Linked DNA regions of Mus musculus: region 2 is linked to region 1. The links are chromatin loops, found by intact Hi-C in ENCODE. Cell type or tissue: heart. All regions are shown on one strand. Each heading gives the region's core, and the rest is flanking DNA. Links, peaks and the distances in the headings are about the cores only. Region 1 has its middle 110 kb from the start of Gm41389. Region 2 has its middle 120 kb from the start of 2610037D02Rik.

Region 1 (6,650 bases), core at 2,579-5,078:
TCCAGCATTTCAGTCTGAACCTTCTTCAGTATTTCTATCTCTTTATTGAATTCCATTTTCCTCTCCCATATTGACTTCCTTATTTCATGGAGCTGATTTTTGTGTACTCTGGGAACTCAACTAGTCCATCCATGCTCTGTTATTTCTTTGCAAATTGTTGGGGGTTGGTCTGGTGCTGTTTGTATTCATATGCTAAATTCTATACCCCAAGATCTGGGTTGCCCCAAGATGAGCAAATTTCCATGTGCACCAGCCTTTAACCACCCCCCACACCCTCAATTTAAAATCATTTGTTAAATAAAAATGGCTACAACCAACCAGAGGTGGAGTCTGAGTCTGGGGGTTGCAGGAGGGACAATAAGGAAGAAGGAGAAGCAAGAGAGAAGGGGGGCATGGAGAAGATAGAATAGTCATGACGAACCAGCAGCATGTGCCTGAGATGCCTCCCCAGGACACCAGCCTGTTGGAGCAGGAATAACCCAGAAAGATTCAAACAACTATTTGGGGAGTGTCTTATTCAGGGTTTGTATTCCTGCACAAACATCATGATCAAGAAGCAAGTTGGGAGGAAAGGGTTTATTCAGCTTACACTTCCACATTGATGTTCATCACCACAGGAAGTCAGGACAGGAACTCACACAGGACAGGAACTTGGAGGCAGGAGCTGATGCAGAGGCCATGGAGGGATGTTCCTTACTGGCTTGCTTCCCCTGGCTTGCTCAGCTTGCATTATAGAACCCAGGACTACCAACCTAGGGATGGCACCACCCACAAGGGGCCCTCCTTCCCTTGATCCCTAATTGAGAAAATGCCTTACAGCTGGATCTCATGGAGGTGTTTCCTCAAAGGAGGCTCCTTTCTCTGTGATAACTCCAGCTTGTGTCAAGTTGACACACAAAGCCAGCCAGTACAGGGAGCACATTTGGGGAAGTAGTCAGTCTAGATTAGAGAGTTAGACGCGGGTGATGCCCCAGCAATTGCGCAGAGCCTAATACATAAATCATAGTTTGAGTCTCATTCATCTGAAGTTAGATAGGGATAAGCATAATTCATATTCTTTTACAGCACATATTTGTAATTATTTTGAATTCTCTATCTGGGATCTTATCTAATTCCCTATTGCTGGAAGCAGTTACTGTGGTATTAGCCACCTTTGGGGGGAATCCTGCTACTTTGAGTTCCCATACTTCTTGTGATTTGGTATTGAGGCTTGTGTATTTGATGTTAGGTCATCATTTAGATTTTTCTTTTCAGAGTCACCTCATTCTTTTAGTAGCGATCATAGTAATGTCGAAGAGGAAATAGATTGTAGAGGAGTCCTTTACTTCTTCTCATCTAGAGGATGTTAGGATCCATCCACAATACTTCCCACAAGAGTAGAATATTATCTCCAGAACCGATCACTGTCATTGTCACACTATGAAAATTAAGTAGTAAGCAAATAAAAACAATCACCCTTTAGAGAACCATCCCTTTAGGAAGTTTAGGACCACCAGCAGTACTGTCTGTGCCAGTACACTAGTCATGGAAACACAAATGGAACGTGAAAATTGGTTTATGATGAACAGAGTCGAGTAGATAAAGGAAAGCATAGAAGACAGGAAGCAAACAGAAGGTGGGACACCTGGGCTTAAGGGAGGAGTGCAAAGCGGGGAGGGGAAAAGGAATGCAGCAGCTGCTGGTGAGGTGGGTCCACGTACAAAGCCACTCACTGAAAAGCCTGATGACCTGGGTTCAGGCCCTGGAACCCACATGGTGGCAGGAGAAAATGTATTCCTGCAAGCCATCCTCTGACCTTCACATGTGCACCATGGCATACATATACACACACACACACACACACACACATACACACTCACACACAAACACTAAAATAAAGAAAATGCTAAGAAAAAGAAAAGCACAACCAAGTAACCTCAAATAGTTCCAGGTCTCGGGAGGCTGAGGACATAAAGACCTGGCAAACCAAGGTGGCCTACGTGTTGTGTGACAGACAGCGTGTCTGCTCACCCTAGATAGGGAACTGGTGACAGACCAATGTAAGGACGGTATGAAGTCCAGCTTGGTGAACTAATGAGTTCTATTGGGGTTATACACAGAAATGTGGGTGAGGGGTTACTTACAGGAACAGAAACGACTCAAAGACAGCTGCATCGCTGAACCTCCCCAACCCAGCATGAGTTCATGAAAGCTGGAAACTTGAAGTGCACTGTGCAGCCTTCAGGTAGCTCAACAGACTGGAGAGTATCTTTTCCGGGCAGCTGAGCTGATCTTCCAGGAAGCATGTCTGGTCTGAGTGTCTTCTAGGCAGTTTTGCTTATCCGAGAGAGTCTTTTCCCCAAGTCCCTTTTAGTTATATATACTTGTGGATGTGTGTGTGTGTGTGTGGCGGGGGGCTATTGTATCTGGTGCGTTTCAGGGACTTCCTGAAATTTTTGAGTTGTTTACTTCCTAAGTTTTAAGGAGCTTCCTTGAATGAGAGAACTTTCACTCCTCTTTAGAACATTGTCTTAATTATCTTCCCTGCAAGATGAAATATTTTATCCCAAGGCACTTGCTAGCCAACACTATGTGCTTTAGGTAAACCTATCCAAGGGGATGTGAGCAAGGAAAGATAATAAAAAAAAAAAGAGAGAGAGAGAATAAGACAGAACAGGTGTGGTAAACTGCCATTGAGTTCTCAATAAAGGAGAAATAAGTGTGAAGAAAAGAGTCTGTAGGCAGTCTGCCAGTTTGCTAGCTCCAAGCTGAAGTGTCCTCCTAGGTTCCCAGATGATGATCACACTTCTGGGAAGTCCTTTGCAAGGTAGAGGTACAGTTGCAATTCCCATCAGTGGGTGGCCCTCCACACACTGGTCATAGAGGCTAGTCAAACCTCTCAGTGGTCCTTCAGGGGTCTGACTGTCAATGTTGGCCCCCTCCTTGGGCAGTCCTTGCTGGTATCCTGCATGTGTTTGGAACCTGTTTCTGTATTCCCTGTAGATTATGGCTCTAACCAAGTTTATACCTTTATAAAGACTGTGTAGTTGAGATTCGTGATTTCTTCCCTGGAGTCTAGAGGAATTCTCTTGGCTCTGCTTATTCAAAGTTTCCCTAGAGCACACGAGTGTGGTTCTTAATGGGTCTGGGGTAACCATGTGGCTGGCTCAGCAGGAGGCTTCTTAATGATGCTCCAGGTTAGCGCACAGAGAAGTTTTTCCACCTCTGCTGTTTTCGCAGCTGAACACGCCTTATGTCTCTCCCTGTCTCTCTTTTCCCCTTAAATGCCCCTTGCTGAGAATGGCTTCCTGAGGCTCTCCATCTTAAGCATGGCTTTGGTTATTACCGTTCACTGGGTGATGGGGTAGCGAACCCTTCCCCTCCCGCCCCCCATACCTGCTAGTCTCTCTGGGATGGATGGGGATTTCCACCCCTCTGTTCTGTTTTGTAAAGTTTCTCATTTTACTTTGCTGTTAAACTAGATACTTTCAGACATTGCACACATACATCCCTCCTTGTGATAGGGCTTATCCAACTTTCTGCAGTTCACTCCCTGGAGATTTTAGCACAGTGTGCTTGTGTGTCTTCCACCATCTTCCTAAACTAATTAGTGTTTTCTTTTAAATATTATTAGCACAATTCCTCTCAATCATGCCACGGGGGGGTGGGGGGGAGGAATGAGAAGACAAAACAAATAAGCAAGCAAACAAGCAAACAACACGAAGAACAACACTGTCCTGATTGGTTCCTCTCCCATCTTTCTACAAATTTTCTGGGAGTTTGGTCTTTAAGAGATCACAGATCGTCATGGAACGCTCTGCTTTCACTCTGGATCAGCTGGGGATGCTTTGTGCATCTTCCGTGCTCTACAACGCATCCATTTCCCATCTTAGAGAAGAGACTGAGCCCTAGTGGCTGGGAATAGAAATGGAGTGACTTTTTCCAGAGACCAAAACTAAGGACGGAGCCTGCAAGGAGTTTGCTCGTTTACTCCGCTGCATCAAATGTTTGAGATTTTCGCTAGATAATTTGCCCATTTGTATTCTGATGACTTAAAACATGCAAATCTGACAACACGCCCAGGCATTTAAATTAATGTATTTGTTCTAAGAAACCAGAAGATCCAGGAATTAACAGCCACATTGGTCTAGAAATACCCAACCTGTTTTCGTGCAGTGGTAACATACTGGGTTGATCACAGAAACTGATATTCTCTAATGAAAACCTGAAGATCTGGATCAAGTTTTATACAAGAAGATTCTCAGCTTTAGTTTCACAATAACCTATTATGTAATTCTCCTGTAATTTTCAAGCAATATTTGAAAATCTATAAGGTAGTATGCATTTCAAAAACTCATTTAATGTATAATCAACAAATTTTTAAAAAGATTGATTTTAAGAGGATAGCAAATGGCCCTGATGCTCTCATCATGTCTAGCTTTCTGTCTATAAATACATATATTTATAAAAAATTCATTTTATCAAGTGAGAAGAGATTCTCTTTCCTTCCATCTCAGTCCTACATTTGAGCAATCACTGTTATTGGTAATTTAATGTGGGGGTGAGCAGAGGAGGGAGGGGGAGAGATAGAGATAGAGAGAGACAGACAGACAGACAGACAGACACTGGCTGAGGACATGTGGGAACAGAGAGAGAGAACTGGGTGGCAAGCAGTCCCTGTGCTGCCGTTAGCTGACAATGGAGGTAAGCCCTTGCTGGGTCCCTGGGAGCAGCCTAGTAGAATCATCTGTAAGCTAGTATTAGATACTTTCTGATTTAGTTTCCTATGCACAGAGAACTGTTTATTTTTGTTTACTTTTAGTCATTGTTATGGAGAGTTGGAAACTAAAATAATAGTAATGTAAGCGAGTATGAAACTGCTGCTGAGCTACAGCGGTAATGGAAACATAGTTTTACTCTCTTTTCCCCAGTTCACTTTCCTTCACACTCCACTGGAGAATTTGCAAGCTCATCTGCAACATAATATCTTTTCCCACTGCTGACATCACACAGGCATGAGGACTGTCTCAGAATTGGACATATTTTGCCACTGTGTTCTCCTTTTGCAAACTGGATTTATCTATTCTAATTCTGTTTCCTTTTCACATATGATAAAATAATTCCTCCTTACCGACAAAAGCCTTCCAATGTTATTGGGAATTGTGTAACGTCTGTGTGGTGGTTAATTTTCCATACAACTTGTCTGGGCCATGGGACTTTGAGTTCTCAGGCCTTTAAGCATAGGACAGAGTTGCATGCAGTCACTAGCTTCCTTGGGGCTCCTGCTGGCTGATAGCAGATCACAGCACTTGTCATCTGCCATTGTCACATGGCTCAACTGTCCCTTTATAAGTTGTAGCTTTAATTTTCTCAAATTGTATTTTTAATGATGGTTCTTAAACACTTTAACCTCCCTTGTAGCTCACTATCCACCAAAAGTAGTGGAAAAGAAAGGATTCAAAAGTGGACTTGTTTAGAAAGGGTTCTTTGGAGCAACTCCCGTCTGTGTTGTCTGGAAATCAGCAGTTCAGCTCACAGGTTAGCAGGCAGTGGTAGCTCAATCCATTCACAAACACTTCATGGATACACCAGCAGTCCAGTTCAGTAGAGTCAGGTTAGCAACAGTGGTGACATGACCAAGCAGAGACAGCCAGGCCTCAGCCTCAGCTTGAGTCAGCAGGAGGGACCAACAGGAACACTAGGAGAAGTTCTCAGCTGTGCTTCTCTCAGGAAAGATGAAGATCATGGAAGACATGAGACCCACAAGTGTTGCACAGCTAGCTCTATAAGAAAGCCTAGCTCCCTCTCTGTCACTATGCATTGAGTGTGTCCTCCACATGCCTTGCCTCAGCATGTGTCTTACCTCAACACATGCATCTATCTCAGCTGACATCCCTCAAGTCAATCAGCCCAAGTCCATGGAAGCGGCAAGAAACTGCAGCACACCACAAGAAGTTTTTTTGGAATGTTTCTCACTATGCCGTCCACAATGTAAGGCAGACCAATACATTCATATTGTTAGTAAAGAATCTTTCACCTGTCCTTTCACGTGTTTGCTTTAGCAGAACACTCTCTCTCCTGTGTCTGCTTCAGTGAAATACATTACTTCATGAGTCTGCCTTAGTCTTTCACCTGTGTCCACTTCAAGAAAACATTCACATGTTTGCTCTAGCAAAATACTATCCAACACAACTGACTCTCCAAAGAGCCCTTAAGTGTCCACCTCAATAAGTAATAGTATGTAAGTAATCTCTTAATATAGATTATATATTGCATATACTATGCATATATACTATGAAAATATACATATGTATATATATATCATATACTATGAATCACAAGATCACATATAAGGTGACAAATACATTACATATTTCACACATAATTTTAGAAAAATGTATTATTATCAATTGCCTTATATTTGGTCATAATGTGCAATAACATATACAATACTATATGACTATAGCTTTTATGCTAGTTTGTGAAGAAATATCATTTTTACTATGTCTTACAGTCATGGCTAATCTTTTTTAGTAACATACAGAGTAATGGGTTTCATCTTGGCATCATAATATAAAGGTGTCACGTTGCTTTCATGTCTTCCTCCACTGTCCTTTGACCCCCTTTCCAGCTGGTTCCCACTTCTACTTTTCCATTACATGTATCTCACA
Region 2 (6,650 bases), core at 1,748-4,247, 61 kb before region 1:
TCCCTCTCCTGCTCTCCCAGGCTTGTGCTTCCTGCCCAAGCAAACAGGCTGTGTGGCATGGGAGCAGAAAGTGAGCTGGGATGAGTAGCACACAGTGGGGCAGCTTGCACATCCCTGTCCAGGGCAGGTGGCAGAGGTTAGCTGAAGACAAGTGCCTTAGGGTTTCTGTTGTTGTGAAGAGACACTATGACCATGGCAACTCTTATAAAGGGAAACATTTAAGTGGGGCTGACTTATAGCTCAGAGGTTTCGTCCATTGTGGTCATGGTGGGAATCATGATGGGATATGCAGGCAGACATGGTGCTGGAGAGGTAGCTGAGAGTTCTACATCCAGATCTGAAGACAGGAGGAAGAGAGAGTGACCCTAGGCCTGGCTTGAGCTTCTGAAACCTCAAAGCCCAGCCCCTGTGACATACTTCCCCAAACTAGGCCACACCCCTAATAATGCCACCCCCAATGGGCTCATGGGGGCCATTTCCATTCACTCCACCACAAGTGACTGGTGCAACGGGAGAAGCTGTTACAGGAAGGTTCTGTTTTTGTGAGTATGGACTGTCCTAATTATGAACCACAACATGCAATTGGTAGTTGGCAGTTTTTAACAACAGTAGTATCTAAAAGTTATTGCGTGTTATTCTAAAAGTTACTGAGTATTTTATGTGCACTTTAAAAAGATTCTGTAGTAAAGTACTTTAAAAAGATCTCCAGTTAATAAGATTGTGAGCATTATTGTTATTTATATAACTACCTGTACATGAAATTAATTTACAACTGGAATAATTTTGATTATTTTGTCATTATTATTAGCAGTAATTATATACACATATAATCAATTATATTATATGTTATTCATATATTTTTATATGTTTACATATAATTAATCACAATCAAAACAAAATTCAGCTTCTGCATTCAAGGATAAACCCAATATCCAAAGCTGATGTGTTTTATCATGTTGTGTGGGTGGTGGTACGGAAGAGAAGGTGGAATTATCTGAAGCAAGCAAGGTTCTGTTGAGAAACACAAAGTTTACTGTTATTATTATAAATGGACATGTTACATCTCAGCAGAGTTAAACATTTTACTCCAGGATAGCCCTATTTTCTCTTCCTTGTTTTTTCAAAACTTAAACTACAGGGCATGGTGGTGTACACATTTAAGCTCAGCACGAGGCCAATGCAGAGGCAGGGAGGCTGAGAGGCAGAGAGGCAGAGAGGCAGTGAGGCAGAGAGGCAGAGAGGCAGAGAGGCAGAGAGGCAGAGAGGCAGAGAGGCAGAGAGGCAGAGAGGCAGAGAGGCAGTGAGGCAGTGAGGCAGAGAGGCAGAGAGGCAGGGAGGCAGGGAGGCAGGGAGGCAGGGAGGCAGGCAGGCAGGCAGGCAGAGAGGCAGGCAGAGAGGCAGGCAGAGAGGCAGGCAGAGAGGCAGGGAGGCAGGGAGGCAGGGAGGCAGGGAGGCAGGGAGGCAGGGAGGCAGGGAGGCAGGGAGGCAGGGAGGCAGGGAGGCAGGGAGGCAGGGAGGCAGGGAGGCAGGGAGGCAGGGAGGCAGGGAGGCAGGGAGGCAGAGAGGCAGAGGGATCTCTACTGTTCGAGGCCAGTCTGGTCTACAGAGTTACAGGACAGCCAAGGCTACACAGAAAAACCCTGTCTCAAAAAAAAAAAAAAAAAAAAAAAAAAGAAAAGAAAGAAAACAAAACAATACATCATTATACAATATCTTTTATAATAAGATTATATAAATATGCTTAAAGGGATTGTGTTAGATCCAGTCATGTGACCAAGATTTCCACAAAGAAAAGGGTAGTTTAAGAGCCTTGGATCTCAGGGAGCATGCACTGAATACAGAGGCATGCAAGCAGGGTGGCCCTAGGAGGCCTGTGCTGTGGGGTGGGCTGAGGTCAGCCAGGCCTCTCTTAGCGTCCAGGCATGGTGGCTTTGAGCAACTAGGAGTTAGACAGGTTTCCTTGTAGGCAGACTGATAGGGAGAGGGACAATGGCCAGGTAATAAAGATGGTGGCTTCCCAGCTGGCCACCTAATTCCTAATACTCCTCAGACAAAGCTGATGGCTTAAAACTGTTTTTGTTTCTTTCTCCCACCCAACAAGTTCAAGTATGTGTTTATACAACAGATATGAGCCACTGCTTATCTTATAAGAGATGGCTCATCTGCAATCTTTCTTCAAGCTGACCAGCCCTAAGTTATGGGAAAAAAAAAAAAAAAAAAACCAAGCCAAAACAAACCCTTCAAAGACTTTTTGAGGTCCCAGCCCTCAGGGAGGCATCAGGCTTTGGCTTCCTAAGTTTCTGCCTCTGCTTTCTTTTGGGGGTGTGGGAGGCAGGGGTTGTCTTCATTTCTGTGTGCCTGCTGTATGCCTGTGTTTCCCCACCCCCAAGAAAAGCCTTTCTTCACTGGCTGATTCTGACTGCTATGCTCAGAGAATTTCACTGCCTTTTAATTCCTTAACAGGCAGGGAAAACAAACTGACCAGGACCCCTATAAGGTAACCGTCAGCCAGGGTGCACTTAAACTGCCAAATTGAACCACTCCATGGGTAGAAAGGTTTATTGGGGATCAAAGGGCCAAAGCTATTTCTCCGCGGCCGAGAAAAGATGGTGGGAAAACAAGCGGATTTCATGTGACAGACAGCCGGGTCTTTGAGCTGATACAAGCTATTTGACCTCAAATGAGATGATGCCCTTGCCTGAGGTAGTTGACCTCTGGGGGTGGATGATGGGAAATTCTTGGTAAACAGAATTATGAATTATGGCTGACCTCAGCCCACCCCACAGCACAGGCCTCCTAGAGCTTCTAAGGACCTGTGTCCCTGAGGAATCAGAGCCACCCTGCCTGCAAGACTCTTTATTCGGTGCATACTCCCTTATGTTACCCTTTTCTCTGTGGAAATCTTGCAGGCTAGGGCCACATGGGAAATGGTCATGTGATTGGATGGAACACAATCCGTTTAAGCAATATTATTTTAAGCACACATGCCTTTACGTTTCTGTTTACCAGGCCACAGTCCTTCTGTTTAGGACCTTTTTACCAGCACTGTTGCTTTGGTGGGCTGCTCTGGACAGAAAATTGTAGCCTTTTGTTGATGATAAAGGGTTGGGGTGATGATAGTCCTTGGGCTACTTCCTGCTGGTTGGGGGCTTGGTAAGAGAGGGGGTCTGGAATGCTGGTCCAACGGGAAATTCTGTCAGAGGCATCTGGTTTACTGGCCCTCAGGTTATCTCACTAATTCTGTCTCCCAAAAAACCTGGAGTCACTTCTTCAGACCCTCACAATCTTCGTCCTTTCCACTCTGGAAGCATCTATCCGTCTTAATCACAACTTACACTAATAATAATAATGATGCATAACAAATTTATAATTATTTTATAATTACATATTATAAACAATCATAATACTTTTATAATTAAAGTTTATAATTTTATATTTAAAACATTATAATCATTATAATTTTAATAAAAAATCTTTTTCGTTACAAGTTTTAAGTTAACTTTGCTGCTAGAAGCTTTAATGGGTTTGTTTGTTTGTTTGCTTTATTTCCCCCACACTCTAATGGCCTTACAAATCCTGGGGTAAAGTAAAATTTAGGCAAAAACTTCAAAGATAGTAAACAAAGCCAAGGAACAGGGGAGGGAATATTCAGAGAGTCAAACATCTGCCATTACATTCAGCCATTAGTAACCTCTATTGGAAATAGTTTTCCTTTTAGCTGTTCTTAAGTGTATTGCTTTTCCTCCTTCCCCTCCTCCCCCTCCCCCTCCTCCCTCTCCCCTTCCTCCCCCTCCCCCTCCTCCCCCTCCCCCTCCTCCCCCTCCTCCCCCTCCCTGGGTTGTTCTGTTTCCCCTTTTCCCTGTCATAGAATGAGGTGGCTACCTTGACTCAGGACAGAGGCTTTGGGGAAACTTTTAAATAAATATGCTTAGATCTAGAGTGGGAAGATAAACTCCTATGTCCAGAGCCAGGGTTTTCAGTAGGTAGAAGAACATGTGAAAATATTTTAACATTATCCATACACAAAAGTTATTTGAATCTCTGTAAGACCGAACGATCCCAGAGGTCAGAGGGAGGGGCTAGAGTTGAGTGGAGAGTGAAGAAGACTTAGAGATAAAGAGATTTTCAGGTCATTTGCTTGTGTGGTGCCCTAAATCGGCACAATCTGGGGGGATTTTCTGGCCATGGAGACTGATTATCTAGTGTGTACTGAGGTCGAGCCCTTTGTGGTAAGACTCAGTGAGTCTAAGGAGGGAAGGAGATCAGAGAAGGCAGGTGAGAGGAGTTGATGAGTTAATAAGAGCCCTGGCTAGTTCAGGCTCCAGCAAGTGAATGTGGGGGGAGGGGAGCGAGAGACAGAGAGAGACAGAGACAGAGAGACATACATACACATACACAGAGACAGAGAGAGACAGAGACAGAAACACACATAGATACAGAAAGACAGACACAGAGACAGACAGACAGACAGACACAGAGAGAGAGAGAGAGAGAGAGAGAGAGAGAGAGAGAGAGAGTGCGAGCGAACATGAGACCAGCAAGAGAACACAAGCTCCAAGAGCAAGCAGGAGACAGAACAGCTGAGAAAGAAGGCATCCTTTAAAAAGATGACAGTAGGGAATTTCCAGGAACAGAGAAAGGGGTAGGTGGGTCATAAATGGGAACCTCCAGTAACACAGGGACAGAGACCCAGGGAGGGAAGGGTTCCTGCTACATCCACAGGGTCTCAACCTGAGGATGTCCCCAAGGGAAAAAGAGACTCGTCCTAGAGAGCTTGTGGGTAGATGTCCCTCATCCACCGAGTGGAGCGTCCCAGAGGGCATAGTGAAGCCGCCTGAAGCACCTGTGTGACTCATGGAATAACTGGCAAGCCAGAGAGACAAAGCAGGCAACTCTGAGGACACATATCGGGGTAGTCAAGGAGTGGATGTGGGTAGCATAGATGGAAGAGAGAAATAGCCAAAGAGGCAGACTCTGAAATTCGGAGTCGGATATAATAGTGGATGGCAGAAGCCAGCTCAGACAGATGTTCCACACGCAGATGGGACAAACCATCAGTTCAGTTCAGTTAGGAGGGGAAGGGCCCTTTGGAGTGGGGGGGGTCCAGTGCTTCTCTCTCAGGGTTTGGTAAACTGCACCACTCCATGGGTAGAAAGGTCTACCGGGGATCAAAGCTTGTCACCAGCACTGCCTGCCGTTTTGCGGGGGTACTTTGGACTTAACAGGTGACAGCTCTTTTGAAGAGAGCATCCTCTGTGAACAACAGACTGCGGAACAGGAGGAGCATCTCAGGTTGGCTCCATGCTCACGAACGTTTGGGCAGAGCCAGGTAAATCTCACCTCCTGCTTTGCTAATCTGATGTGTTGTTCTCAAGGTGTCTGGATGACCGAGAGAGAGCACACTGCTGGTTTGTGAGCTGGAGGCAGGGGCTGTCTGTCCCTATCTCGGGCTCTGCAGGGAACAGTGGTGGGGCTATTGGCAAGTTGTTTCCTTTTTACAGGGCTCAGCCACTCCCACCCCCACCCTCATGGTAATGTACCAGAGCCAGGTCAGGTAAACACTAAACGCACATCCAACTGTACTTTCTGTGGTTCCCTGTGCAGGGGTCAAGGGTTTGCTTCTTCTTGTCTTGTTTGACAAGTAAACAGGGAAGGTCAAGACAAAGAAGTCCCAAGATGCCAATGAATTTTAAAGCCAAATTCAGGTATGTTTGATAACAGATGGTGTGAACACTTAAACATCTGCTATCAGAATTGTAGACAGGCGCTGTGCTGGGTATGGGAGAAGACAGGATATTTAGTTACTTCCTTTGAGTTACTGTTTCACTTGGGGAGTACAACCTCCTGGTGAAGGTTGTACAGGTTTGTTTTTGTGGACTTGTTACAAATTAGAGTCACCTGGGAGGAGGGAACCTTGCCTGAGGATCTTCCTTCATCAGATTGGCCTGTGGGCAAGTTTGTTGGGCATCTCCTTGATTGTTGATTGACACTAGGGTCCAGCCCACCGTGGGTGGTGCCATCCCCTGGGCTGATGGTCCTGGGTTCTATAAGAAAGCAGGATGAGCAAGCCGGTGAGCAATGTCCTTCCGTGGTTCCTGTGTCTGCTCTTGTCTGGGTTCCTGCCCTGACTTTCCTAACAGATGAGCTGTGATCATGACTTGTAAGTGGAGCGAACCCTTTTCCTCCCTGTTTCTTCAAAGCCAAAGAAAGAAACTAAGACAAAGGGTGAATCTGGTTTCCCTTTGTTGTCCCAAACTCTCTATGGCAGGGGTGAAGCTAGGAGTTATCTGAGAATCAGGCCTGGGTGTGTGTTGGTCCAAGCTTCCCTCTTCCCCGTTGGGATCCACCTCTCTGCAGGGAGCATGCACACAGAATAGTGTTGTCTAGACCTTTCAATCCACATGCGTTTTTCAACTGCATTTAGGAAATGTTTTCTAGCCAATTGCTTTGTTTCTATTTGAACTTTAACTATAATATTGCCTCTGTCAGGTGCATGTCACCAAACCCAGGTGTTCCCCTGGGTGCTGGGCATCTGGAACTCAGGTCTAGTCTTGCACAGCAGGCACTGTGACTAAGCCTCAGTCCTCTCCTTCTGCCCCTGTCCTTGTCACCCCAACCCCCACCCCACTGCCCTCAGATTCAATATGCAG

The links. A loop is a pair of places that touch in the nucleus more often than their neighbours do. Peaks named below come from ENCODE experiments on the same cell type or tissue, not always from the same donor. Only the 100,000 strongest peaks of a DNase experiment are listed, where the experiment ranks them.
Region 2: a loop joins it to region 1, with 1.9 times the contacts of the local background. A loop is called at or near these places in 2 of 42 quality-filtered maps.

What each region holds. Positions count from the first base shown.
Region 1 is chr15:96,018,934-96,025,583 of GRCm38, reverse strand. No RefSeq gene overlaps it. Among named protein-coding and RNA genes, the nearest start is that of Gm41389, 110 kb to the right of the region's middle. In heart, for the core only: a CTCF peak has its summit at 3,896; no DNase peak of the experiment used is centred there.
Region 2 is chr15:96,078,854-96,085,503 of GRCm38, reverse strand. It overlaps the pseudogene D030018L15Rik. Among named protein-coding and RNA genes, the nearest start is that of 2610037D02Rik, 120 kb to the left of the region's middle. In heart, for the core only: no CTCF peak of the experiment used is centred there; no DNase peak of the experiment used is centred there; H3K27ac peaks cover 907 bases.